2 separate regions of the Homo sapiens genome follow, and region 1 is linked to region 2. Evidence: read pairs that join two places in POLR2A ChIA-PET (ENCODE). Cell type or tissue: MCF 10A. All regions are shown on one strand.

Region 1 (2,500 bases), 730 kb before region 2:
AGAGCAATTTATTCGGAAGTGTTTTGAGGAAAAAACAATAAGGAATCAGGGAAGAGAGACAGGGAAGGAAGGAAGCCAAGCAAGTGTTCAAGAGCAAACAAAATCCCATAGAGGATAAGGTAGGCTCAATCCCACAGAGCAATTCTGGAGACAGTCATACCTCAGAGCGGTCTGGACTGGGGCAAGGAAGCTGGAGACTTTAAACTTCTGTACCAGGAGTCATTTGTAGGGCCCTTGCCAGGGAGATGTAAACCCTAGGCATTTCTGGATCTCCTTGCAGATATTGGCTGTTGGAAGTGAAAACATGGCATGAAATTGGTAAAGGGATCCAAAAGCACAAAAGTGGAGCATTAATACACTTCTGTTACACAAACCCCAATCCTATAAATCACATTATCCTACTAGCTCTATATCCCATACATTTCCTAAATCATCCATTTTTCTCTATTCTCTAATTGTCCCTCCCTCAAGTACCCCTTGAGCCTGTCATCCTTGGTCTTCTGCCCTATTGCAACCAGGATACTGAACTGCACTTTTGATATCTCTAATCTACTCTTCACACTGTAGTCAGATTGTTCTTTCTGATCCAAGTGGCTTTTCCCTGGTGATATCTCAAATTCATCATGCCTGCTTTCTATTCAGTATACAATCCCCATTAAGCAGATGAGAAAACTGAGGCACAGAGAAGTTAAGTAACTTGCCAATAGTCATTCAGTTAGTAACTGGCAGAGCCAGACTGTGAATCTAGTATCCATTAACCCCAAAGCCTTTCCTATTGTATTTCACTGATCCTGGATTGTGATTAATTTGCCCACTTTGTCCTGATTACTACCAGTTCTATAAGCTTCACATACAATTTGTTTAAAACCAAATTTATCATCTTACTTACCTCCCTCACCAAATGCCTCTGCTCCTGAGATTCCAATGTCAATAATGGCCCTGCTATCCTTTGGTGTTATGCTTGACTCTTCCTTCTTCTTTCTCTATTGTTTGAAGTTATTTCCACAGTTATTGTACTTCTGACTCCTAATGCCCATTGCTGCAGGTAGGCCTGGCTTTATATGCCCTAAGCTGTGGTATACAGAGTACCCAACAAGTACCCATATGTGGGAGGTCCTGGAGCTGTGCCCAAAGAGGGCTCATTAGCAGTAGATAGCATTCCAACAATACTCTGCGCCAAGAAATGAGATCAGAATCCAGGGAATGAAGCCAAACTTGGCTAGTCTGTTGCCAAGCTGGAAGTTCTTGGACACGGTTATAAGCAAAGGGAAAGAAGCCAGTAGAGAGGGAGAGATTGACTGATGATGAAACTGAGAGAAGCAGTAATGGATGGGGCAGGGTCCTGGGGGAGGCGATCAAAAGGATCGCCGTATGTCTCCTTGGGAGTGGGCTGGTTCTGATGATTGGGGTCTTGGGGAGAGGGAGTTATATGCATGGCATATACTAGGTGCTCAAAATAGTACTGAGAGGCGTTAATGATATCTGTCCTTGAAGATCGAGACCATCCTGGGCAACATGGTGAAACTCCGTGTCTACTAAAAATACAAAAAATAGCTGGATGTGGTGGTGGGCGCCTGTAATCCCAGCTACTTGGGAGTCAGAGCCAGGAGAATGGCTTGAACCCAGGAGGCGGAGGTTACAGTGAGCCAAGATCATGCTACTGCACTCCAGCCTGGTCACAGAGGAAGACTGTCTCAAAAAAAAAAAAAAAAGAAAAAAAAGAAAAGGAAATATCTGTCCTCTATTCCTGGAGGCAACTATTTTGAACTAACTTAGCTTAAAAAAAAAAACAAAAAAAAACAAAAAAAACCCAAAAAACCCTGACATTAACTTTCATATTTCTAAGTAGTATACTTATATTATTTCTTGACTTATCAACTTGAAACTACTAATTTCCTATTAGGTGGATGGATCACTTTGTCTGTTATATTACTACCCTCTACTTCTCCTCCTCTTTTCCCACAGTTTAAAAAAATCTTGGATAAATCAGTGGTCCGTGTAATATGTAAATATGTAATGTCAATGTAACTATGGTTTGGTGATGATCCTATTCGTTGTATATTTTATCTTGTACAAATTTTTATTTTTTCTGGAATTAATAGTTTAAGACATTATGTATTCCATGTACCTATCTTTAATGTTTCCTGAAGTGGTCCATCTGCTCTGTCAATTTTTGAGGGTTTTTTTCCCCCACCATGCTGAAGCATATTAGGTAATTGATCGTTTCCATATTTTCTTGGAGTCCTCCCTCCCACAGTGCCTTTCCCACTGCTGCAGCCTGGACCAGGTGCTGCAAAGCCCTAGTGCACAAGCTGTCACCCTGAGATCTTCTGTACTACCACACTGTTTCTTTTCTGTTGGGGCTCCTTTTTCTGGATCCAGTGAATTCTTTTCCTTGGTTTGGTCCACCCACATACTTGATTCATGGTTTGGCTGGGTAATTTTAAGGGCAGTACTCCACTATCTTCCACTATCCAGTTGTGTTGAGAAGTCTTATGGC
Region 2 (2,500 bases):
TTTCACCAACTTGTTCTCCTTGAGGTTTTTCTAAACATCTATTTGTATTACCTTGTCTCTGAAGCATGACTATTTCTCTTAACTTTGCCTGAAGATTGAAATAATGTCAGGTGGGAAATATAGTAATTCCTGGTGTGTCTCTTTTTCCTGCTTTGAAGGTTTCACTAAGTTAAATATATTTATAACTAATTAAATCATCTACAGTGGCATTACTCTGTAACTAGTAAAATGTTTTTCATAATTCAACCAAGGTCATGTTTGACCCAATCTGGCAGCTTCTTTATCTGAATGGTGAGCCTTGAGTTTGACTTCTTCTAAGTTCTAACACCATTTGCAAAGAGCCAACAGTTGATCCCCTTCACCATCAATATTTATTCAGTGGCTGTTGTGCATATGTCTCAGTGTCAACTACTGAGGATTCAATTAGACAGAAGTCATTGCTATTTAAAGTGTAGTCCCAGGACTTGAAGCATGCACATCACCTGCAAGCTTGTTAGAAATGCAGGATCTCAGGCCCCACCCCAGGCCTTAATCAGAATCTGCATTTTTAAAAAATTCCTAGGTGATTGTTTTTGGGAAGCACTGGTATGAAATAGAGTCATGGCTTTGCAGGGCCTACAGTCTATCTGGGGAGCAAGGACAGAGACTGTACCAGCTGAGTACCATTCAAGGCACTGCATGCTAGGGACCAAAGTGAGCAGCAACCCCGAGTCCTGGGAAGAGGCAGACTGGATAAATGGAGGCTCTTACTCCAGACAGGTGTAAAGAATCCCAGGTGGGTGCAAGTGGTGCTCAGAGGATAAAAACATCTGCTGACAAAGCTTCTTACCTCTGGGAAGCTCCTAACATGGAAGTGTTCCCCAGAGGAAATTATTGGCCTCACCTATGACGAGACTGGCAATGAGGACAGGTTATCAGTGACTATTGAGCAATGTACACTTTACAGAGCTTCGTGAGCCAACTGTGAGTGTAATTTGTGACACATGGTCTTAAGTAGTCTCAGGCATGCCAGTTTTATATCAGAAGAATTTCTTTTATGGAGGTTCTTCTCGGGGAGTTTACACCTGTGAGCGGTGATTCATTGCCTCTGAGGAACAATGGCTCCACTCTGAGTTTGTGGTTTTAGAGACTCAAGTTGATTGCAGCTTGAATTCCCAGCTTTTAGATTTTATGATCGGAGCTTCGAATTTTAAAATGTAGGCTGCTTTGAAATTAGGAATTACCTTTTAGGGAAAAATAGATCTCCTATCAAAGAGTGATTTGTCACCTGTCTCAAATATTTCTGGTGGTTTTTTTTTCTTTTTGAGGTGGAGTTTCACTCTTGTTGCTCAGGCTAGAGTACAACGGCGCAATCTTGGCTTGCCGCAACCTCCTCTTCCCAGGTTCAAGCGATCCTTCCAAGTAGCTGGGATTACAGGCATGCGCCACCATGCCTGGCTAATTTTGTATTTTTAGTAGAGATAGGGTTTCTCCATGTTGGTCAGGTTGGTCTCGAACTCCTGACCACAGGTGATCCGCCCACCTTGGCCTCCCAAAGTGCTGGGATTACAGGCAGGAGCCACCGTGCCTGGCCTTCTGGTCTCTATTTGAAAGCAGATTTAGTATTACTAAATATAGAGCGCTGACTTGTAGGGAACTCCAAATTAAGAGGTGGAATTGTGTTTAGGGAACATGTTTTGAAGAACCTCAAGTAGTCAGTCATTGTTCATCATTTCTCTTTGGAACAAAGAGTCCAGAAATGAAGAGTCTTCTTCATGCTGGAATTGTAAACCTACAAATGGACTAACTCACCGTCTAGAGTGATAGCTGAAATATAAATTTGATAGGATATGCACATTAAGAGTGGGGTTTCTCAACAGTGGTGCTATTGACATTTTGGGCCTGATAATTCTTTGTCGTTGGGGCTGCCCTGTGTATTGTAGGATGTTTAGCAGTGTCCCTGGCCTCTATCCACTAGGTGCCAATATTAACCTCCCCCCACCCACGGCATGACAGTAAAAAATATCTCCATACATTTTTCCAAATGTTTCCTGGGGGCAAAATCACCCCCAGTTGAGAATCACCAGTTTAGAGTTATGCCTCAATAATTTGGGACTTGCTGTTTTACTCTCCCAACATGAATTCTACTGAGAATAAGAGAATACATTAATGCAACTTGGGGGCAGCCAAAATAAATGCCAAAAGGCTTATGTACTTTACAAATAGAAGTGTACTGCAGGCCCTCATTCCTTAGTCATTTACTCATACTGTGTACATCTAACAAACAGTTTCCAGATCACAAACACAACTGATTAGAAAAGGCAAATAAAATGTAGTGTGAGAGCTTCCTTTGGGTAGGCACTTGTACTGAGGAAATGGATTACTTTTTCATGGAGCTAAAGGAAACAGAAAAACAGACACTTGAGTTTGCAGATAAGGAAGCTGAAGCTGAGAGTTAGAACTAAGTTCACCAAGATCCCCGTACTTGAAAGTGATAGAAAGTGACCAGAATTTGAGATTA

What was found. ChIA-PET counts read pairs that join two places held together with the same protein. Peaks named below come from ENCODE experiments on the same cell type or tissue, not always from the same donor. Only the 100,000 strongest peaks of a DNase experiment are listed, where the experiment ranks them.
Region 1: POLR2A ChIA-PET joins it to region 2 with 5 read pairs; 1 of 35 experiments calls an interaction of 5 or more read pairs at or near these places.

What each region holds. Positions count from the first base shown.
Region 1 is chr5:74,894,932-74,897,431 of GRCh38, forward strand. It overlaps LOC105379039 (a long non-coding RNA gene), which reads right to left. Exons shown (of 4, transcript XR_001742748.2): 2 at 890-983; 3 at 161-287. Among named protein-coding and RNA genes, the nearest start is that of FAM169A, 30 kb to the left of the region's middle. In MCF 10A, no CTCF peak of the experiment used is centred here; a DNase peak (open chromatin) is centred at 1,170.
Region 2 is chr5:75,621,792-75,624,291 of GRCh38, forward strand. All of the region lies in intron 3 of ANKDD1B (ankyrin repeat and death domain containing 1B), which reads left to right. Among named protein-coding and RNA genes, the nearest start is that of ANKDD1B, 12 kb to the left of the region's middle. In MCF 10A, no CTCF peak of the experiment used is centred here; a DNase peak (open chromatin) is centred at 940.